3 separate regions of the Homo sapiens genome follow, and all the other regions are linked to region 2. Evidence: read pairs that join two places in POLR2A ChIA-PET (ENCODE). Cell type or tissue: HepG2. All regions are shown on one strand. Region 1 has its middle 28 kb from the start of BCAS1. Region 2 has its middle 13 kb from the start of PFDN4. Region 3 has its middle 51 kb from the start of CYP24A1.

What was found. ChIA-PET counts read pairs that join two places held together with the same protein. Peaks named below come from ENCODE experiments on the same cell type or tissue, not always from the same donor. Only the 100,000 strongest peaks of a DNase experiment are listed, where the experiment ranks them.
Region 1: POLR2A ChIA-PET joins it to region 2 with 14 read pairs; 8 of 35 experiments call an interaction of 5 or more read pairs at or near these places.
Region 3: POLR2A ChIA-PET joins it to region 2 with 45 read pairs; 5 of 35 experiments call an interaction of 5 or more read pairs at or near these places.

The regions. Positions count from the first base shown.
Region 1 is chr20:54,094,650-54,102,649 of GRCh38, reverse strand. No RefSeq gene overlaps it. Among named protein-coding and RNA genes, the nearest start is that of BCAS1, 28 kb to the right of the region's middle. In HepG2, a CTCF peak has its summit at 5,732 (motif pointing left); DNase peaks (open chromatin) are centred at 3,286 and 5,719.
Region 2 is chr20:54,191,025-54,199,024 of GRCh38, reverse strand. No RefSeq gene overlaps it. Among named protein-coding and RNA genes, the nearest start is that of PFDN4, 13 kb to the left of the region's middle. In HepG2, CTCF peaks have their summits at 847 (motif pointing right), 3,268 and 4,199; DNase peaks (open chromatin) are centred at 844, 2,744, 3,314 and 4,084.
Region 3 is chr20:54,119,384-54,127,383 of GRCh38, reverse strand. No RefSeq gene overlaps it. Among named protein-coding and RNA genes, the nearest start is that of CYP24A1, 51 kb to the left of the region's middle. RefSeq lists an enhancer at 3,025-3,830. In HepG2, a CTCF peak has its summit at 77; DNase peaks (open chromatin) are centred at 3,523 and 4,243; H3K4me3 peaks cover 2,076 bases.

The sequences.
Region 1 (8,000 bases), 96 kb after region 2:
AAATACAGATGTGAAGAGACCACTTTGACTCAGCATGGGAAATGCTACCATGTGGGGTGGACAGGGACCAGCAAGCAGAGGGAATGGGGTGAGTCCCATATGTGTGACTGCAGGGGACAATCGAGCAAGACCTTACCTTATCTGCCCCACCCCTTCCACCCTGCTGACCTCACCCACTGCATTTTTTTTTTCTCACCCCACTCCACTAGTCATCTTGCTCTTTCTGGAACTTACCAAGCCTGCTCACTCTCAGATCTTTGCACTCTTCACTGCCTTCTCCTGGAAGATTCTTCCTCTAAATATTCATATCATTTGTTTTCTCAGTTCATCGTGACCTCCAGACAAATGTCACCTCATCGAGGTGGTCTTCCCAGACCACCCCGTTCAGTTCCAGATCCACACCTTCTTTCCTGCAGGGGATTAGGCTACGTCCTGTAAGCCTCAGTATCTCCCCTGTACAATGGGGTGATTGGTATGGTTTGGGGATTAAATGATATGAGGTGTGGGAACAGGGCTTGGCATACAAAAGCCCCCTTTCCTCTACGTATGCCTTTCCTTCACTCTGCACTTTGATCATATTTGTTCTCAAGCAAAATGACTCAAGAAGCTGGGAAAGAGGAGTCCTGATTAACATGAAACCTCTTCCTCTCCATTTAATTCTTGGCAAGTTCAATGAAAGTAATTGGTTTGAATAAGCTTTAAAAGAGGAATGATGCCAGGTTCAGTGGCTCATGCCTGTAATCCAAGCACTTTGGGAAAACGAGGTGAGAAGATCACTTTAGGTCAGGAGTTCGAGACCAGCCTGGTCAACATGGTGAAACCCCATTTCTACTAAAAATATAAAAATTAGCTGGGCATGGTGATGCATGCCTGTAGTCCCAGCTATCTGGGAGGCTGAGATATGAAAATCGCTTGAATCCAGGAGGCAGAGGTTGCAGTGAGCCGAGATTGCACCACTGCACTCCAGCCTGGGGGACAGAGCAAGACTCCATCTCAGGAAATAAATAAATAAAGAAACAAACAAACAAACAAAAGAGGAATGAGATTAGTGATGGAAGGCTAAAGCGTTTTTGACTTTCAGAGCCACTAACAGGGTCAGTACTGTGCAGCTCAGTCAGAATGCGTGTGTTGACTTTCTGTCAGTGCCTCTGACTATTAGAGAAATAGGCGCTTGGGATTGAGAGGATAGAGGCAGACGAAGCACAGTCATGTGCCACATACCATTTCCAAGGACAGACCACATCTATGACTGCAGTCCCATAAGATTATAATGGAATCAAAATATTCTTATTGCCTTGTGTTTACCATACTATAATTTTTATCATTATTTTAGAGTGCACTCCTTCTAGCTATAAATTTAAAAAAAAAAAAAAACTGGAAAACAGCCTCAGGCAGATCCTTCAGGAGGTATCCAGAGGACGGCATTGTTATCATGGGAGATGACAGCTCCACGCATAGTATTGCCCCTGAAGACTTCCAGTGGGAACAGATGTGAAAGTAGAAGACAGTGCGATATTGATGGTCCTGACCCTGTGTAGGCCTAGGCTAATGTGTGTGTCTTCGTTTTTTAACAAAATGTCTTAAAAAGTATAAAAAGAAAAATTTAATAGAAAAAAGCTTGTAGAATAAATATGTAAAGAAAATATATTTCATACAGCTATACAATGTGTTTGTGTTTTAAGTGTTATCACAAAAAGTCAAAAAGTTTAAAAAACTAAAAAAATTATAAAGTAAAAATGTTACAGTAAGCAGTTAATTTATTATTGAAGGAAGAAAATATGTTGTTATAAATTTAGTGTAGCCTAAGTGCACAGTGTTTGTAAATTCCACAGTCCTGTGCACAGTCCTGTCCTAGGCCTTCACATTCACTCACTCTTCATTCACTGACTCACCCACAGCAACTTCCAGTCCTGCAGTCTCTATTTGTGATAAGGGCTTGATATGGTTTGGCTGTGTCCCCATCCAAATCTCATCTTGAATTGTAACTCCCACAATTCCCACATGTGGTGGGAAGAAACTGGTGGGAGGTAATTCAATCATGGGAGCGGGTCTTTCCCATGCTGTTCTCGTGATAGTGATAAGACCCACGAGATCTGATGGTTTTTAAAAACAGGAGTTTCCCTGCATAAGCTCTCTCTCTTTGCCTGCCACCATCCATGTAAGATGTGACTTGCTCCTCCTTGCCTTTTGCCATGATTGTGAGGCCTCCCCAGCCATGTGGAACTGTAAGTCCATTAAGCCTCTTTCTTCTGTAAATTACCCAGTCTTGGGTATGGCTTTATCAGCAGTGTGAAAACGGACTAATACAGTGCCCTACACAGGTGTATCTTTTTTTTTTAATCTTTTACACCATATTTGTATTGTACCTTTTCTATGTTTAGATACACAAACACTTACCATTGTGTTACGGTTGCCTGAGGTGTTCGGTACAGTAACATGCTGTACAGATTTTGTATCTTAGAAGCAACAGACCAAGCCATCTAGCCTAGATGTGTAGTAGGCTATGCCATGAAGGTGTGTGTGTACACTCTATGATGCTCCCACAATGATGACATCACCTAACAACACATTTCTCAGAACATACCCCATTGCTAAGTGTCACAGGACTGTAGCTGGTAGAGCAAGACCTGTGGAACTTCAGCCTGGGAAGAGAGATGCTTGAGTCAACCACCATGGCCTTACTCCTGGCTGCCTGTCTGTTTGGGGAGGGGAGAGGCTGATACAGGGCAGGAGTTGAGAGGATTGCGATGCTGGGGTGAGGGCAGCTGTGAAGTGCTGTGCATTGGGCGAGTGCAGAGAACTTTTCCTTCAGACACACAGAAATCTTCCCCTCACAGGAGACAGGCTGAGCTGTCTCCTCTCTATCACAGATGAAGCTGAGCTAAAGTACTCAATGCTCTGAGGTCATGGGTTACAAGGACCTTGCCTGGGGAGGTACAAGGTGTTTTGAGCAGTGCCCTCTGCCTGGGCCAGGGGTGTGACCCTGACTCTCCAGGCATCACTGCCAGGCTCTTCCCCCAGAAGCCCCCTCCTCAGGCACTCAGGGATGCCTTTCCATGTCCATATTCTATTGTCTTCCAGAATCCACTTCCCCTACTCAAATAAGAAGGAAGCTCTTTTAATCAGATCCAAGGGCATCAACACAGCTGAATTTGACTCTGAATTGGGGTCTGTGTTTTAATGATTTCACCATTACCATTCCTAGCAATAACTCCACAGATTTTCCCATTACAGAACACACAACCCTCAGAAGCTTAAACTATAGAGACATCCATTGTTTGCTTAACAAGAAGGCTGGAGCTGGGGGTTCCAAGGCCTTTTAATAGCTCTGTGGGTATCCAGGTTCTTGACAGTAGTTCTCTTTGCATTCCCCTTGTGGCCAAAGGTGGCTTCAAAGTCCAAGAAGTGCAACCTCTCAAAAGCATCCCAAGCAAGTAGAAAGGAGAGCCTTCTTTCTACGACAGTCAGGAAAGAAAATGTTTCCAGAAGCGTCCAGCAGACTTTCCCATATGTCTCATTGGCCAGATTGGGCCACCTGCTCACCCCTAGACCAATGAACAGGATGTCTTCCTTTTGCTCCCCAAACTCATATTCTGCTCTTTAATACCCTATGTAGACTGGTAAAGCCTACCTGTAAAGATTTTAGGGTTCCTGTATACCCGGATGGTCTCAGCCAATGGGGGGTGCCAGTTCAAGGTCTCAGGGAGAGAAGACAATGATGGGGAGAGGGGAAGGAGTCCCCTGACATCCCCCCTGGCTTGACCTCAGGCTGGATGAGGACTTTGAGATAAGGTCATTGCTCCTGTCAAGGACTCCCCAACTTGACTCTCTCCTAAATTCTCCTTTCTTGCTCCCTTAGGTCTAGAGTTGAAGGGATCCTTCTCACAGGGAAGGCAACTCAGGCTGTTTTCTGTGGTTACTTCACTCTTCCTTGCGTTACTACACATTCACATTCCTATAAATAGCCTATTTTCAGGAAATGCCCGTTAAATTACCTTATTAAGACTGTGCCATCAGTTGCTTCTTGGGTCCCCAATTTGCCACTACATGTCATTGCGAAGTAGAATCGCAGTGTAGACGAATCGTATTTCATTCCCCTGGGGCAAGGGAAAGAGCTTACTGTTTCTGAGAACAGTGTTTGTTACTCACCTGAAACTTGGACCCCTATCTGGGTCTGTTACCAAGAAGAATTTGAACCCGTGGCTTGAGTAGGCAATGAACAATTTCTGCCACCATCTAAAGCCACAGTTCTCTAGCTGTCATGTGTGTTAGAATCTTCTGGAAGCCTTGTTAAAGTTTCCTTTAACAAGGTCTGGAGTGAGCCTGAGAATCTGTCTTTCTAACAAGTTCCAAAGTGATGATGTTGCTGGAAAGGGACTGCACTTTGAGAACCACTGACGTGTACTTTAGACTTTAAGTCATCCTGGTGAGACTGAGTTGTGGGAATAAATTATCCACAGGTGAAAAGAGCCAGAAGGCAGGTAAGTAGAAAAAGAACAACAGACGACAGGGGGAGAGGAGGATGTGGAGAAAGTGAAGATCTCAACTGGATTTCTAGGTGCTGCTCAAGGCCACCCTCTGTGCGAAGCTCCCAACCCAAAGGGTCCTTCCCTGCTCTTGGCACTCAGGTGGCAGCACAGGTGTCCCACACTGTATGTTTAGCTGTCTGTCTCCAGTAGGCTTCAAGTAAGTTTTCTTTCTTTCTTTTTTTTTTTTTTTTTTTTTTGAGACAGGGTCTCACTCTGTCCCAGGCTGGAGTGCAGTGGCACGATCTCCACTCACTGCAACCTCTGCCTTCCAGGCTCAAATGATCCTCCCAGCTCATCCTCCTCAATAGCTGGGACTACAGGTGCACGACTCTATGCTGGGTCAATTTCTGTACTTTTTGTAGAGACGAAGTTACGCCATGTTGCCCAGCCTGATCTCAAACTCCTGGGCTGAAATTATCTGCCCGCCTCAGCCTCCCAAAGTGCTGGGATTACAGGTAAGCAAATTTTCTCAGGCTGGGAAATAGAAGAGTCTTCTCCACTTTCCCACCTGAGCAGCCGGCACTGCGAGGGGTATGCCCAATTGTCACTGAGAAAGGGAGCAGTGGAGATGGCAAAGGGGAAGAGAGAGGAGAATGAGAAAGGAAGAGAAGGAAAGAAAAAGAGAAAGAGATCATACAGGAGAATCTCCAGGAGAATCTCCAGGAGCTGATGAAAATGCGACTTTCAATCCAGCTTGTTTGGGGTGTGGCCAGAGACCATGCATTCTAACACTCCCCCACATTGATGTGGAACCACTGGTCCCTGGCCTGCACTGAGGTAGTGACACTCACCAAATACCCTCTCTTTACCTACTCACATTCACAGCAAATACTAAGACCTCTAGCACAGCGGTTCTATAACACAAGTGCACCAGAATCACTGGAGAGTTCTTGAAGACACAGATGACTGGGCTCATCCTTAGTTTCCAGTTCCATCCTGTGGGGTGGGACCAGAGAGACTGCATTCCTGACAAGTACCCCCAGGTGACACAAATGATGCTGACATTTTGAGAACTGGTATACTAACCAGCAGGACTTTTTTCTTGCAATTTCTATAGCATTAAGTGACAGATACAGCCTCTATTGATTCCAGATGTTAATGGTTTGGGGTGCTGATAAAAAAGAAAGCTATTTTTTTTCTCTCACAAAACCCCAGGCAAGAGGTACACCAGGCCCTGACCATCTAAAATATAATCCAACTTCACCACCTGCTGGTTACTTCAAGAAGTACATATAGTGGCTGAACATCCTGTTTGAAAACGGCTCATTGCAAATTAATCTTGGCAAACATAGTGCGATGCTAGACACTAACCACCACTATTTTCATCTTCATTCCTCTAGGAAATAAATATGATTTGGGTGGTTATAAAATCAGTCCCCCGATTCACGGATAACTAACATTCGGTAATATTTCCAATGTGCCAGACATCTGCCCTTTGACAACTGATGTACATGAACTCTACGGAAAACTGAAGTGCAGGGAATTTAAGTAACTTGCTTAAAGCCACACAGAGAGAAGTGGTGGTGACCAGGCGTGGTGGCTCATGCCTGTAATCCCAGCACTTTGGGAGGACGAAGCGGGCAGATCACGAGGTCAGGAGTTCGAGGCCAGCCTGGCCAACATGGTGAAACCCCATGTCTACTAAAAATACAAAAAAAATTACCTGGGCATGGTGGTGGGTGCTGTAATCCTAGCTACTCGGGAGGCTGAGGCAAGAGAATTGCTTGATCCCAGGAGTCGGAGGTTGCAGTGAGCCAAGATCGCGCCACTGCACTCCAGTCTAGGCGACACAGCGGGACTCCATCTCCAAAAAAAAAAAAAAGAAAGAAAGAAAAGAAAAAGAAAGAAAAAAGTGGTGGAGACAAGATTCAAACCAGTTATTCTGCACCCAGAGTCCCACTCTAAATCCCCAGGCTAGGGTACTTCCCCCCAAAATAGCTAGAGGTAATATCCACTTAGTAATTTTTTAATTAATTAGCTCATTCCAACCAGAAACATAGCATTGGAATATACTTTAGATACAAACTTGTTCACACATTTATTTTATACAGAAAAAATCTGGGGCACAGAGAGGTGAAGTGACTTGCCCAAAGCCACACAGCAAGTTGGTGACAGATCAGCAAAGTCGCCTAGGCTCCTTTGGACACAGCACACTTTCAGCAAAGTTTCCTAAGGGTTTGCAGGGCTCCAGCATTGGGCTGTGCCCTGTGGCAAAAGGAGAACTGGGAATGTGCCCCTGCCCCTGGACAATTAGAGGTTCTGATAATATTTGGGGGCTATGACTCTGGAAATAATGAGTCCACTCATTAAAAAAATATAAAGGGTCCTTCACATTTTCTTTCTTTCTTTTTTTTGTTTTTAAGACAGGGTTTCACTCTTGTTGCCCGGGTTGGAGTGCAGTGGCACAATCTCGGCTCACTGCAACCTCCACTTCCTGGGTTCAAGCAATTCTCCTGCCTCAGCCTCCTGAGTAGCTGGGATTACAGCTGCCCATCACCATGAGTGGCTAATTTTCTGTATTTTTAGTAGAGACGGGGTTTCACCATGTTGGCCAGGCTGGTCTTGAACTTCTGACATCAGGTGATCCACCTGCCTCGGCCTCCCAAAGTGCTGGGATTACAGGGGTGAGCCACCATGCCCGGCCTTCACATTTTCTATTCCACCATTTAAAAAATATGTTCTAGTCATTTGAATAAGCTATTAAGATTTCTGACATGTACTACCTGGATTATTATTTACTCAATATTTTTTCTGTAACCTATTCATTTTGTTTTTATTAGTTCTTGCCCTAAAGTAATAATATTTGTCCAATGAAGTGTGTGACATTACTTGATACATTTGTTGCTTGATTTATTCATTTAAATACATGGAATTCATCACACACCGGGGCCTGTCGTGGGGTGGGGGGAGAGGGGAGGGAAAGAATTAGGAGATATACCCAATGTAAATGATGAGTTAATGGGTGCAGCACAACAACATGGCACGTGTATACATATGTAACAAACCTGCACGTTGTGCACATGTACCCTAGAACTTAAAGTAGAATTTTAAAAAAAAATTTTTAATCAAAAATAAATAAATAAATAAATACATGGAATTCATTTGTGTAATGCCTAAAAGCATCCAGCTCTCCACAAGTTACATCTCCCTAACTCTGGGGAAAAGTGACCAGGTCTTCAGTTGCCCTGCGACCTGTCTTCCTATCCTGGCAATGATGTCTGCAGGTTATATGAAGTGAGGAAGTTATATTAACCCCACTTTTCAGATGGTATAACTGAGCTTATTAAATTTATGCCTAGTGTTCCATTATTGGAACGCTAAGCATGTGGGAGTTAGTTATATCCTGCTTCTCAAAGTCTGATTTTTCAAAGTTAAAAAATTGCAACCTCAGGCATAAATGGGTTAACCTCATTGAACCCCTGCTTTGCTGTCTGAAAAGTGGGGTTAATATCACTTCCTATCTGATACGCT
Region 2 (8,000 bases):
CAGACCTCGTGAGAACTCACTCACTATCACGAAAACAGAGTAGGCGAAACCGCCCCCTTGATTCAATTATCTCCACCTGGTCTTTCCCTTGACACATGGAGATTATGGGGATTACAATTCAAGATGAGATTTTGGGTGAGGACACAGCCAAACCATATCAAGGTTCATTCTCTTCTGTTCTTCTACCATGTAAGGACATAGCATTCTGCCCTGCAGAGGACACAGCAACAAGTTGGCATCTTAGAAGGAGAGACTGGACCTCTCACCAGCCATTAAACCTACAGGTGCCTTGATCTTGGATTTTCCAGCCTCCAGAACTGTCAGGAATAAATCTCTATTGTTTATAAATTACCTAGACTCAGGACTTTAGTTGTAGCAGCATAGACTGACTAAGACACAAGCTTTCCTCAAACGCACCCATCTCCCAGACAAGAGCAGCATCCGCTGCCCCCTAAAGCAGCTTTCTACGCCTCCCTGGTATATTCCCTTTTGAATTCTGTGTCCCTGTTAAACTGAGAGCACCAAAGGAAACAGATCATGCCTGTTTTCTTCATCTCTGTTGTTGCGGCACCAACAGGAAAGTAGGTGCTTAACAAATGTTAACTAATGAATAAATCAATGCATGAATAAATAAGTGATAATGTATTTAGAGATTAATACAGTAATATATAATACAGCGTAAGCTGTTGAGGAATTCACTCCACTACAATGTACAAGAGTCCATAACTTATTGCATTCTTTTTGTTTTGTTTTGTTTTGTTTTTTGGCTAGGCCTAGTACTTACGCAAATTGTGATCATGTGGACTCATTGTTCGAGCAACACTCCTTTCTTCAGCAGATGGCACTGTGACCCCAAAATCTGGCATGTTATTTTTCTCTCTGCAACTCCTGAAGAATTGTCTACACGCTGCAAAGCAAGATGACACAAACCCAGGAAACCACTGCCTTTGGGCCAAAGTAGAATCATCTTTTGCTAGTTTGAATTCTTAACCGAATTTTTACCTGGCTAAAAGTACAGCATTTTTAAAAGCCCTTCAACGTATACAATGTTTTTAGACCTTTATAAAACAGACCATTAGTTAACCAACCCTATAAAGGAGGTAGTATTATCATTATTACACACAGATGGTATAACTGAGGCAAGAGTACGGGACATAATGTGCTCGAGGACACAGAGCTAGAAACAGTAGAGCTAGAGTTGAAACTGGCACCTCTTGCATTCCATGCTCTTAACCTTACATTACATTGCAACGGAAATGGAAAGAAAGGGAAGGGTGGGACAGAGATTGCAATGGAGGAATGAACATAACTTGGGAACTCCTAAGTTATGAGTTATTCGCAAGGTACAGAGAATAAAAAATAACACAAGAATTTTACTTCTTGTGAAAAGAACAAATTACAGAAGCTATTTTTGACAATAGTGAGTTTTTTTAGCTTATCCTTAAAGTAAACAAAAGTTTAGAGTTAATCATAACATATGTATACTATTATTTTTTAAGTTGTTCCTGCATCCAATGGTGACATAAACACATTGGCTCCAATAACAGAATGAGATTTCATTTCCAGGTAAAGATGCTACCTCGAGGCAAATTGAATGCTCAAATCTTTCTACAGGTAAAATCTTGTTTTAATAAAAGGCACTTCCACGTTTGTGTTTACACAATGAGCCTCTTCCCATATTCGGTCAGGTGTTATCTGAGCATACTGAAGGAGAGCTGAGGTCCTGGCTACGATGGATTCCATTTGACCTAATAAATGTTGAATTGCCAATGTAATCAGTGATTCTTGTAGCAGTGTAGGACATGGATCCTAGGAGAAGATTTCAGTACTTTGCGAGCTACCACTTGCTAAGCTCCGGAAAAGCTGTCTGCGAAGACATGAGGAGGAGGGGCAGTCCCTAAATTGTCAATGGCCTTAAAAAGAGGCTGTATTTCTCTTAAGCATTTAATATATACTTTGGGTTCTTAAATTAATTTTGCAAATTAATTCAGTTCAAACTATAGGTATAATTTTCATTTTGTAGGTGGTGAAAGGAGGCTCAGGACAATTGGGTAATGCCTCTAAGTTTCTATACCTTATATAACTGTTATCTGATAAAATAAGGATACAAATCGTAGTTATTCTCATCTACACTGTATTTTCCCATACCCATAAAAATTAAATATTATACTTCTCAAAAAGAATCCTGCCTCACTTCCTTTAGAACTAACTTTGTTCAAACAAATTTTAGTACCACCCAAGTAATTATGCTATCTAGTTATGTTTGTGAAACAAGTCTACATGTATTTTTTGCATAATTTGACAAGATATATAGGACAACATAGCAATGAAAACTTTTCTCCTTTTTATTTTAAGATCCCACTCCCCAAAGGGGGGGAACTGTATTAAAAGCACTTGAATAATGCATACATAGGGAATTAATCTATATAATGCATTATTTTAATAGGTTTATATCCAACTGTAACTCATCATTACAGACTTTATTTTGTAATAATCTCTTTGCTGATGGGGAATGGGAAGCAAAATTGTATTTATCAGACTCCACATTTGATTGGCTGCCCAAGAAGAATTAGTTCTCCTGAACATGTGGTGCTTGCCTCCCGACACCCATTTCGTGCTCTTCTGGCAATAGCCCTGATTTCAATGTGAGGACCCTCCCCTTCCTCCCTATCAGTCCATGTGATCTGGGTGGACTGTCATACCACCTTAGTGGTGGAGCCTGAGAACAGCCGTCAGCCATTCAGCAACTCATGGTCACATGACTGTTCAGGAATAAGCACAGAACCAAACTGAGGCCAATCAGAGCCTCAACTTCTGATTCCAATGGGAGCCAGAAGCCCTCTCTTCCTATTTGCTGTGAAGCTGTAGAAATGGCAGTTCTGGCATAGTGGCTGGTATCTTGCCATATCAGGAGCGAACTCATTTAAAAACGGAACCAACACAGAAGTGAAACTGAGGAACAGGGAGAGATAAAACAGGGCCTGATAGAAAGCATTCCCCTAGTCACACTGAGAGCTCAGCTAGCTGTCCCCTTGAACTTTTCAATGACTTGAGTCATTGAATTCATTTGCTTAGGAAAGTTTGGTTTAGTTATCTGTCACTTAAAATCAAAAGAGTGCTCACTGATGCGTCACGGCTACATTAACGTCTGGACAGAGCCTGAGACGAGGGCTTGCTGCAGGGAGTTCATGGTGGGAAGGGATCTGGGGAAGCTGGAGGAAACGTGAAAAAGGTGAAGATAGGAAGCTGTTCCAAGGGCTGCCACTGGGCTGATGACCCTGTGGGCCGCTGGAGCTTGCTCCTCCTGCAAACCCTCTGGTCTCCAGCACCTGTCCCTCAGAACTGTCCTCACTACAGAGACAGCATTTATCCACCCAGCCCCATTCAGCCAAGGGTTGCCCCGGTAGGTGTTACCTCTCCTGCACTTTCAGGTTTGGTCTTGCGCTAGATGGCTGCAGGTGCTGCCTGTGGCCAGTAGAAAAGCCCCAGGACATGAGGTACTACTGAGGTCAGGTTCACCTGGCCACAGCTGTTTGTCAACTTAATGCCAGAGCAACAAGATAGGTCAGGAGGACATAAGACAAGGCATCAAAGACGTCCAATGCTATTAAAATTCATTAGCATCACTGCACATTTGTTCCCTAAGATTAGACTTTATACATTTTGATAAAACTGGACAAGAACAGGGTTGAATCTGATGAAGCCCAACCAGGACTTAAATATTGATGTCTTTCACACACGATACTTACGACCAAATAAGTCCCCTTAAGGGAATTTTCTGCATCAAAGTCTTGGCAAATTGTCCTGCTGCAGAACCGGGTCAGACCAGCTGCACATGGGGAGGAGAGTTTTCCCTTGAAGTAAACGGATGGCCCCTGCTGTTACTCATTGCTGGAAAAATCAGCCTGAAAACAGCAAATGAGAGCAAGAGAGACGAACCTTCGATTCCGGTAAAGGAACACTCTCACCTTGACCCAGAGTTTAAGGGTAGGGTAGGAACATAATCCTGGCCTTGGCCTCTGACTCATTCATGCAACACATAGTTATTGAATGTCATCAGGAGCAACCACAGACTGTGAGGCCCAGTGCAGAACGAAAACCCAAGGCCTCTTGTTCAAACACTATTAACAATTTCAGGATGGCAACAGTAGAGCACTGAGTCATGTGCAGGGATCTTCTGAGTGCAGGACCCTGTGTGACCACACGGGCTGCATGCCTGCAAAGTCCGTCCTGTCATCTAGGTGTCACTTACTGTGCTAGGTTCTGGGCATACACTGGCAAACAAAACAGATATGACACCCACACTCAAAAAGCTTAGAGTCTAGCCTGGGGTGTATACGGTTCCCTCCATCAGTCTCTTTCCCAGATATCTTTCACAGCATGAGCACTCGCTATAGCGAGTTTGATTCACTATATGTATATATATATTTATATATGTAATGTATACATAAATATCTAAAATATATATTTATTATATATACATATACACATATAATATTTATATATATTTGTTCCATTTGTTTATATATATAAATATAGATATTTATTATATATTTGTTCCATCCTTATTCTCTCTGGGGGCACTCACCCATGCTATGCCCTCTGTTCTCTATAACTATATAAACTAATGTTTATATATTTATATTATATAAATATATGTAGATAAAATAATAATTATATATTATATAAATATATGTAGATGATATATATATAATTATATATTATATACACATAAAATTTTTCATGCAACTTATTCCCTAAGGCTCTGGAGTGCAGCTGAAGAATCAGTGATTACATTGGCTATTCTAATGCAGGGGTTATTGGCTATTCTAACGCAGAGCTATTCAAATGTTATCTGGCAATTTTGAAGAATGTCAGAAGTGTCTCCAGGAAGCAGGCGGATCTCTGAGGGGCAGCTTCCTATGGGATTGTCTAGTATAAATTTAACTATCAGCATTAACTGGGATGTCCAAGAGAGACACCAAAAAAGTTAGATTTACCCACCTGTTTGGGAAAGAAAAAATGTCTAAGCAATTTGAGCATTAAGAAATTGAAAGCAAGAATGTTGTTCAGATAACCCACAGGTATTTGAATGATACTGGCTGAATATCACTCTGTTTGGGTCTATTTTTTGTCAACCAAACAACCATTCGTTGAGGTTAACTTACTTCAATGTTGAATGTTAACGCGCTCTTCCCTCCACAGGTTTTTACCTGTCATATCTAGAGTTTTCTAGGATGCCACACCATGTATTCCAGAATAAGTCTTTCTGCTTCATTGGCTCCAGGTTTTTCATGATGTCCTTCACCACCTCTGCCACTTTGCCAAAAACTTCCTATAAGACCTCAGAGACAAAGCTTGGCTGATGGGAGAATTAAAGGGAAGTTCAATCAGAGAGTAACAGATACTGAGCAAGCTTAGACTTGACCTCAAGCCATGGAAGAGGCATGTTTCTTGATTGTCTCGTGATCTTCCACCTCAGCAACAGGAAACTCCACCTCTAGCCCCGGAAGCTGTTCCAGGGTCTTTGTGCCAAACTGACTTCCAAAATCCATTGAGTCTTCACTTACTATCTGGGGATTGGTCTATTCCTAAAACGATTAGCCGTGGGAATGTGTAGGGTTTACGGTTTGGATCTGAGACCATAGGTCAATCACACTGTAATTCATATCAATCATTTTCTCAAAGTATAGTTGTCCAATTTTAATAAATGTCATATGGAAGGTTGTATTCTAGGTACTTTTAAATCTCTCCTTTCAAGGAATTCAATGTCTTGGAATCCAATGCTTCCGTTGGGTGTCTTTGCCTGCAAGAAATTGAAACTAATTTGAACTACTTTAAACAATGAATGGTGATTTGCTAAGCAATATATGGGGTGTCTTATGGAACCTTTAGCAACCAGGATTCTAGTTTTAGGAAATCAAGTAGATTCCTTCGTGTTGAGGCAATTGTACTTTTAAAACATTTCTGCAAATTCTTTGATATCCTCCCATCAAAAGCCTACTTCCCTTCCTTTGAATATGGACTTATCTGGTGAGTCCCCTCTAACCAAAAAAGTGCAGCAGAAGCAGAAGTTGCCATATGACTTCCAAGGTTGGGCTAGAAGAGGTAATCTAGTTTTACCTTGTTCTCTCTGGGGGCATTAACCCTTGGTGCCCACCTTTTGTGCTGCAAGGAAGTCCAGGCACCCAGCAGTGTTCCAATCAATGGTCCCTGCTGAGACCCCAGCTCTCAGCCAGTATCAACTGCCAGACTTGAGTGAGGAAGACTTAAGGTGAATCTAGCCCCGGTCACCAACTCTCTGCAACTGCACAGGAAACCTCAGTGAGGAGATGAGAGTCATCTCCCAGCATGATGAGGTATGATAATAATAAAAGACTGTTATTGTTTCACACCACCAAGTCTGGAGTGTGATATATAACCAGAGCACCCCGGTAGCAATCAGGACCCCAGTATCAACTACAGAAGTGGAAGGGCACCAACTCGCTCTTCCCACTGCCAGCAGCCAGAGGGTGGGTAGATGACCTGGCGTCGATGGATCCACGGCTCTTAATTCTTCACAGCAGGATCCTCTGGTGGGGGGTTCTGGCCATGCATCAGTGGTGGGTTTCCGTTTTGGAATCCTCCCCACACCCCAAGCTTGATCATCTAGCCACACTTTTGCAAGCCTTTGAATGCAATACAATCTTTATGGATGAGGATAGCCGGGCCAGTTTCTGTTGCTTACAACTAAAAAAAGTCCAAATTGCTACTTGATCAGAAAGTGCCTTTGGAAGAGATTGCAGATGGAAACCATTAGGACATCAGACCTTTGCCTCATTTCTCCTCTGTGCTGTCTGCTCAACTGCTTCAATCCTCTTTACCTCTGCAAACCACCTTCCTCTATTGGCTTTAGTTATGTGTGGAGCAAAAATGGTCTCCCCTAGCTTCTGAGATCAAGAGGCCAGATCAGACGGATGAGCTGGATTTTTCTCAAATCCCAAATCAGTGCTTAGGAGTAAAAGTCTGATTTTTTGTAAAATTTTTCTCAAATCCCAAATCAGTGCTTAGGAGTAAAAGGCTGATTTTTTGTATTTTCAGTAGAGATGGGGTTTCACTGTGTTAGCCAGGATGGTCTCGATCTCCTGACCTCGTGACCTGCCCGCCTTGGCCTCCCAAAGTGCTGGGATTACAGGCGTGAGCCACCACGCCCAGCCCATTTAGCATATCGTAATCAATGCATGTTTAATCCCTTCCTGCTTTTCTAGAGCTTCCATAAGTTACTTACTTCACGTGAAGCATTTCTGCTGCCTTTCACATCTGGCTTTTCACGCTCACTTGCTTGTCTTTCCTTGTGGGATTCTTTGAGCCGTGATTCCATTCCGGGAAGTTCTGTGTTGGAGACTGTAATTACTGTCTTATACCTGGCATGCCCCTGTGTGTACTTCACAAGATTGGCATGCAGCAGAGGCCACCATCTTATAAATGTCACGAATGTTAGTTTCTTGAAAGTTGGTTGACAGAATAGTAGAGGATAGAACAACTGGGATTGGTCTCTTGTGCCTTCATTTATTGTCCTAGTTATAAATTTCCTGGGGCCAAACATGGTGGCTCACGTCTGGAATCTCAGCGCTTTGGGAGGCCAAGGTGGGAGGGATTGCTTAGGCCAAGAGTTCAAGACCAACATCGGCAACATAGGGAAACACCATCTCTACCAAAAATACATATATTTTTAAAATTAGCAAGCATGGTGGCACGCCCCTATAGTCCCAGCTACTCCGTTGGCTGAGGCAGGAGAATTGCTTGAACTCAGGTGTTCGAGGCTGCAGTGAGCTATGATCATGCCACTGCACTGCAGCCTGGGCAACAGAGCAAGACTTTGTCTTTAAAAAATTAAAATAAAATATCCTTGTTCATTTTACCTGATTAGAGAAAAAGAATTGGTCTATTTTTTTTTTTCTGAGACAGAGTCTCGCACTGTTGCCGGAGCTGGAGTGCAGTGGCGCAGTCTCAGCTCACTG
Region 3 (8,000 bases), 72 kb after region 2:
TACTGCTACACACAGGAATCTTTGAGGCCTATGTCCCAAAGCTAGTTTCATCTGCAGTGACCTGAGAGATTGTTAGATAATGTCACAGTGTCCTCTGCTGTTTCCTAAATGTGGATTGGGATAATTAATTACTGAATATTGTGGTGAACGTCTTGATACACCTCAAGTAAGGAACAAGCTGCACACACAGCCGACTCCTCCAAGGAAACCCATATAAGGGCAACATTCCTGGCCTTGAGAACATCAAAATTTCTTTGCCCTCTCCTCTCTGTCCACCTGAGCCAACTCTGTAATATTCTATATGGGGTGAGGAATTCATTCCCGACCTAAAGATGATCAGCTCTTGAGATGAAATGTGCCAGATGAACATCCCTGCATTACCTCATCCTCCTTAGCTACCAGCTTTGCAAACCTCAAGGGATGATGTAGCCCTTAGTGAAATGCACCCCAGAGCACTACCTCCATGACCTCCATGACCATTTCCAGGCTGCTTTCAGTTATGGACCACCTTTTTTTTTTTTTTTTTTTTTTTAGTTATGGACCACTTTAAACACATGTGTTTTTTTCATTTTTTTCTCTGAGTGTTCTTCAACCTTCAGACACATATTGGCAACAATTAAAACACATATATCAATACCTTTTTGGGGGCAGAGAAATTAGAAGGTGCCAGTTTAAACTCAAGTCTCTTCCTTCACCTCCTTTCCTCAAATGTCATCATCTTTCCAAAATTCCATGCTGCTAAAGACATGACCAAGATACGGTTTCACATTTTAAAAAATAAAATGTGGGTCAGGCGCGGTGGCTCACACCTGTAATCCCAACACTTTGGGAGGCCAAGGTGGGCGAATCACCTGAGGTCGGGAGTTCGAGACAGCCTGACCAACATGGAGAAACCCCGTCTCTACTAAAAATACGAAAGCAGTCAGGTGTGGTAGCGCGTGCCTGTAATGCCAGCTACTTGGGAGGCTGAGGCAGGATAATTGCTTGAACCCAAGAGGCGGAGGTTGTGGTGAGCCGAGATGGTGCCACTGCACTCCAGCCTGGGCAACAACAGCAAAACTCCATCTCAAAAAAATAATAATAATAAAATTAAATTAAATTAAATTAAAATTAAAATGAAATAAAACGTGACTTGTTTCCTCAAACTAAAGATGTGCAGATCACAGATTGTTAAATCTTAGCTTGACACATCTTACCAGCAATTTTTAAAAATTATACACACACACACACACACACACACACTCCTTTTCCTTGATCCAAATGTCCGCACTATTTATTAAGAAGAAAATAAAATTATTATAAATATATATATACATTCTAACTCCAAAAGCATGAAGAGTGTAATGCATGACAAATAATTAGAATCATCAAGTCCACATGGATCTCAACAGGATTATATGTTCAGAAAACTCGTAAATGCATGTGAAGGAAGTGTAATCATCCACTGAAGTAGGTACTTTCATTATCCCCCTTTTACAGATGAGGAAACCAAGACAGAGGCAGAAGTAACCTACCCAAAGATACACAGTAGGTAAGTGGCAGAGCTGGGGCTCAGACCCCAGCAGTCAGGCTCCGAAGCCACACGTGTAATGACTACATTATAATGCTTTACTCCAGACAAGTGGTAAATAAAAGGATTTATTGAGCACCTACTATGTGCCGTGCACTGTGCTTATTGTGGGGAGTGTAATATGGACAGAAAAGCAGACACAGTTCCTGCCTCAGGAGAATGCTGGTCTTCCAACATCACCCAACCAGGAGTCCTACAAGGAGCTGTCAGCGCCTTTAGAGGGGCTTTTGTTCCAATTAGAAATGAAAGTCTGCTCTTTTTCTTTGAGACAAGGTCTTGCTGTGTTGCCCAGGCTGGAGTGCAGCGGCACAATCACAGCTCACTGCAGCCTCGACCTCCTGGGCTCAAGGGAGCCTCCTGCCTCAGCCTCCTAAGGTAGCTGGGACTACAGGTGCACTCCACCATGCCCTGCTAATTTTTAAGTTTTGTGTAGAGATGGGGTCTCACTATGTTGCCCATGCTGGCCTTGAACTCCTGGGCTCAAGCGATCCTCCCACCTCAGCCTCGTCAAGTGCTGGGATTACAGGCAGGAGCTACCATGCTGGCTCTTTGCTTTTTAGGGCTGCTCATACAGAGACCCATGAATGGGATGCCCTCTTTTGAGGATGACATTTTAAAGAGCATCTCATTGGCCCAAATTTGCAAACGATTTGAAGCACATGCTCCTCGCAGTTCATAATTCCCCTTTCGGGATCTCAGGGCACACACAGGACCTCCTCTCCATTTCTCTTGCGGTGCTTAGAAAATGAAAGCTACATTCCTCCCTTCAACAGCCCCAAACAGTACACTATCCACTTAACCAGTTACAGGATGGAACCACCTCAATGTATCAAGTAAATAACCTCAAGTAGATAAACTCTGAAATCCTTTGGAGTGATTAGCCTTAGAAGAACGTCAGGAATAAATTCATTTATTGATGAGGCCATAAAAAGCATACACTCCATTAAAGGTTATTCATTTCTACAATCTTAGGGCTATTTAATTCAGGATCAGAATTTCACAGGGCCTACAAAAATGGTTAAGACCTGGCCTGGCGGGGTGGCTCACGCCTGTAATCCTAGCACTTTGGGAGGCCGAGGTGGGCGGATCACTTGAGGTCAGGAGTTCAAAACCAGCCTGGCCAACACGATGAAACTCCATCTCTAATAAAAATAAAATAAAAAAATTAGCCAAGCGGGCACCTGTAATACTAGCTACTTGGGAGACTGAGGCAGGAGAATCGCTTCAACCCGGGAGACAGAGGCTGCAGTGAGCCGAGATCGTGCCACTGCACTCCAGCCTGGGTGACAGAGCAAGACTCCGTTTCAAAAAAAAAAAATGGTTGAGACCGGAAAACAAAATATTTCTAACATGTGAAAAGGAAATATCAATATCACATATAATAGATGTTTAATAAAGTATCTGCAAAGCAGAAAACTATGTCCATAATCAACTGCATACATATACATATGTGTATATGTATGTGTGTGTGTGTGTGTAAATATGATTTTGTGTGGGATGTGGTTGAAATCAAATCTATTAGAGTATGCAGTAGAACATTCAGATATAAGAACAACATGAGTTTGAAGAAAAGAAATTTGTGAAGAATAGTCAGGAAGTCTAAAACTTAACTGTATGTTGCATTAGGCTTCCGAAGAGCAACCCAAAGCAATTATTTTATCTTTCCTGCTCTTGGAATTTTTAAATGTTTCTTTCAATTACTTGTCTGAAGTGAGTGGCCCATTTTGCAAGGTAGCGTTCCCTTGAATTCATGCCCCGGGTATTTACTGAGTGCCTACACTGTTGAATGACAGTCACATTCCTCGTCAAGGCTTACGTCTAATCAACATCTTCAAAGCCCTGCTTGGTCTGCTCTGGCACCAGGAAGCAGAGACAAAATCAACAGTGTCTCCTTACCTGACTGGCTTTGGCAAGAGGCAACATGACTTTGCATTCCCCAGGGAGGAATGTTGCCCTCGCCCAAGAGCGAATACAGCCGGGTGAACCTGCTCACCTCTCAGCGCCCTCCCTCTGGTCTGAGTGATTCAGAGGGAGACCTGCCACGTTAGTGCTCCTGACTGGGTTTGGTGAGCCTGAGAAACAGGCAGCTTGCCCTTTGATGTGTCTAGACACAGCGATGATTCAGAGATCCCTCTCCAGAGTGCCCGTGAGGAGTGCTGGAAATGTCAGGAGGAAGAAGCCTGCCTTCATGAGGTCCCTGTTGAGCAAAGCAGGCCCCAGGCTGGACATCAATCCTCTCTAGTCACTCCCTCTCTTCCCCTGAAGGAACCAGATGATGAATCACCCACTGGAAAGGTCCACTTCTTTCCTTCCTAATAAACAAAATACAACTTTCAAACCCCATTGAAAAAGGAACCAGGCCTAGTTCCCTCTAACAATACCTGTTTACCTATTGATTTTGCCATGGCTCAGAAAATATGTATGGTGTCCTTAGGAGGACTAAAGTGGTTTTCATATGTAACTCACATCCCCAGGTTCCTTTAGGTGTTTTCTAGAGTAGAGGACCTTAGCCTGGGGAGTAAGGGAGGCAGAGAAGGCCTGAGCATCTCTGAAAGGCCGTCAAAATGTGCATGAACGTTCGTCAGGACAGGGTTTTTAGCTGGGGATTCAAAGGTTAAGAATCTGCTAGCTCTCCAGACTAACTGAGCTCAAAGTCTTGAATTTGTACACAGGGCCAGGCAATGTTCTATACATTCATTTAATCCTCCTAAGCAAGTTACGAATTGACACTGCTATTTCCACATCCCCGTCTTACCAACTCCACATTAAGCTACCAATAACAGTGGCATAACCAGGAATCCGAACCAGGCATGCTGGCTGTAGCATTCATGCACCTAACCACCGTACTGCTTAAATAAAACACAGATAAAGTGACTTACTTATCTACATTTTAGTTGTACCTAGTCTGAGTGAGAAGTTGGGAAGAAAAAGTGACTTCGACCAAGAAGAAATGCAGAATTACCTGGGCTGTTTGTTGATCAATCCACTAGGACATTTGGCAAATTTTCCCGTGCTTACTATCTTGTGTTTTGGAGATGTGTATGCATGTGTGTGTAGGTGCGTGTGTGTGTATATGTGTGTGTATAATTTGTGACCCAAATTTTAATAGGTGAAAAATCAGTTAGATTTCTATCCTCAATTATTTTATTATAATTTAGTTTCCTATTCTAAATAATTTGAAACATGGTAACTATTTTAGTAATTTTGGGGAAGACAATGTCTGTTCAAGGACTTTTTTGATTAGCATTTTAAAGTAAACATGTTTGTTCACTAAATAGGGAAACCCACAGTCTGGGGAACTGACTTTGTCTTAAATGATGGTCTTCACCAGAAACTGAAGTTCATGAGTTTATGAGTCATCTCTGGCTCATTCTTCAAGTTTGCATTAAAAGTCAGGAGAAAAGGCTTATAATCAGGCTGGGTGTTTTGCTGCTGTTTTTCTTGTTGTTTTGCATTAAAGATGCTCAAAATGAATTGAGAAATAAAATCAGCCGTGCATAAATAATGGGCTTAGCCTCCTGGTCAGTGTCATGTGCAGAGGCAGAAATGGTTCCAGTGGCTGACTTAGTTAGGGGAAGGAGTAGTATTTGGGCATTAAAGATTTACCAAATTGTATTTTTGCAATTCTATTTTTGGGGTTCTGCTGAGCAAAAAAAAAAAAAAAAAAAAAAAAAGCCCTGCAGCTCATGAACCTGGACTCTGAACATCCTCTCTTTAGTTTACTATAAAAAGAAAACTCTTTAATAAAAAACAGTGAACAGAACTGGGATGAAAGTTTAAGGTTTTCTTTAGTCAACAGCTTTCCTGTGGTTCCTGAATTTCTGGCTGAACAAGCACAAATTGGTGAATAATGGAGGCAACCAAAGTAAAATATAGGAAACCGAAGTAAAATATTAAAATATTGTCTTTACTGAAGGTCCTTCTTCAGGATAAAGAGTTAAGAAAATGATCACACTAAGCATTCCTTACTTAGGTAAACATTGACAGGAAGTGAGGTGAGAACTACCTTGTCAGAAAATGTGTGGGATGCTGGAAGATTCTTTAATGCAAGTCACAGACTGGCAGGTTCCCAGCCAAATGTGGACCTCACATGGGCTTTTTTGGCTTGCATGATGTGTTTTAAACTTTTGAATTTGTTGACAACTTTTAAAAATTGAGGGAGTGCATTCTCAAAGTTGATATTTTTCTCTTGCCTTCAAAAGTTAGACCTGTTGCCAGTCGGGCGCAGTGGCTCATGCCTGTAATCCCAGCACTTAGGGAGGCCCAGGTGGGTGGATCACCTAAGGTCCGGAGTTTGAGACCAGCCTGGCCAACATGGTGAAACCCCGTCTCTACTAAAAATACAAAAATTAGCTGGGCGTGGTGGTGCGCACCTGTATTCTCAGCTACTTGGGAGGCTGAGGCAGAAGAATTGTTTGAACCTGGTAGATGGAGAGTGCAGTGAGCCAAGATCACACCAGTGTACTCCAGCATGGGCATCAGAGTGAGACTCCATCCCAAAAAAAAAAAAAAAAAGTTAGATCTGTCTATGGTGGGCCCACTTTCTGCTTAGCACAGCTGGCTACAGCTGAGTAACAAAGCCCCCTTGGACGGGCCAGACCCTTGGCTTGTTTGCCTGTTTCCACCATTCCGTAGAACCTCCCACCTGGTCTATCTCACTCATGCAAAGCCCTAGCTTTACCTCATACACATTTGGAATTTTCATATGTGCCATGGCTATGGACCAGTCATTTCTTCACTGCAGTTCTTATTTTATTTACTTTAAAAAAAAATGTTTTAACTTGAAAACTAAAGGTCTCTTTAGTTCTATTCAGCTGTAAAATTCTATAAGAGAAGTACTTTCCTACCCTCATGAAAAATCTCATTGGAAAGGGTGGAAAAAGAAACTAACATTATTTTCCTCATGATTTCTGGGCCTAGAAATTTCTCTAGAATACTATGATTTGCATGTCTGAATCTTTTGTTCTTCTATTTCATCCTCTTTTATTCTTTTCCATAAAAAAAAAAAATCAGTCTATTCCCTGCTCCATCCCTCACACATCTTTGTCCTTTCTTCCTGGTGACATCTTCGGTTTCCAGACTGACATTGCCAGTCACGATGTCCAGGACCCAACTGATTAAAAAATTCTTATTTTCTTATATGAGCTATATCACTAAATTAATATTCTAACCTGATCTGTAAGAACTTAGCCCTGTTGGACTACAGATATGTCTACAGATGCCACCAGGGCACCTATAAGACAGGAAGACACTGTCTAGACACTCGCCTTCTGTTCAGAGCAGGCCATGAACTGGTGACCACCTGGGCCTTGTCCAGTTTACAGGCATGTATCATTCAGCCCCAGTTTGTAGTTTCAAAAATTGGAATCTATTACTAAGATTAAAAACATAAATGAGACATTTCACAAACAATCCAGATTCCTAACTACTGTTTAAAATGGGAGATGTGTCTGACATGGGCCACATCCCCAGATGGCAAGAATTGGCCAAGCAGCTTCCCCTTGAGATGGGTCTGAGCTCTCCAGTCTGCCACAGGCCCCACCTGGCTCGTTTGCCCATATATACCATTTTTCTAGCTCCAGAAAGCACTGGAATCTGATCTGCAAGTTCCCGTTTGGGTTTGAAATGCCACCGCACTTTAACAATGAGATGCAAATCTAATTCGCATTCAGTACCCACATCCTGGTGGTAAACGTGCATTCTAGTATTATTCCCATTTTACAGATGATAAAATGAGATTTAGAGAAACGAAATCTGTTGCCCAAGGTACATGCCTAGCAAGTAGACCAGCCAAGGCATATCTGACCCCAAAGCCCATTTCCTTTACCAAATGTGATGCTTTGTCCTTCTTCTCCCTGCCTTCCTCCCTTTTTGTTACTTTTTTTCCTTCCTTCCTTCTTTCCTTCCTTCCTTCCTCTTTCCTTCCTTCCCTCCCTCCCTCTCTCTCCCTCTCCTCTCCTCTCTCTCTTTCTTTCTTTCTTCTTTCTTTCTTTCATAATAGTGTTTGTAGAAACTGAATTGACTCAAAAGAACACTTGTATTTGGATTCTTGGCTTCTTCTCTAAAATTGGAACATTTGCCAGTTTGTCAATACTAAGCCCTCATTCTCTGACCTCCCTCCACTTCTTAGCAGTGGGCTGGAGCTGAACAACTGCTGTCCCCAGAGCAGGGGCGCAGCTTCCCAGGCTGCTGAAACTCCCATCATTTTCACACCTGACTTTCTTCAATCCATCATGTTCCTGACAGCACCCACTGCCACCAAGGCTGACTTCTCCATTAGGAATAGTGTCAGGACCCAGGACCACAAAAATGTTTTTATTTCAATTTATTTTAAAATCAGAAGGAAAAAGAAATATAATAATGATAATGAATACGTCATAATGAATCCAACCTGTATTTTTCTTTACGCCAATGCAGTCATTACATATAA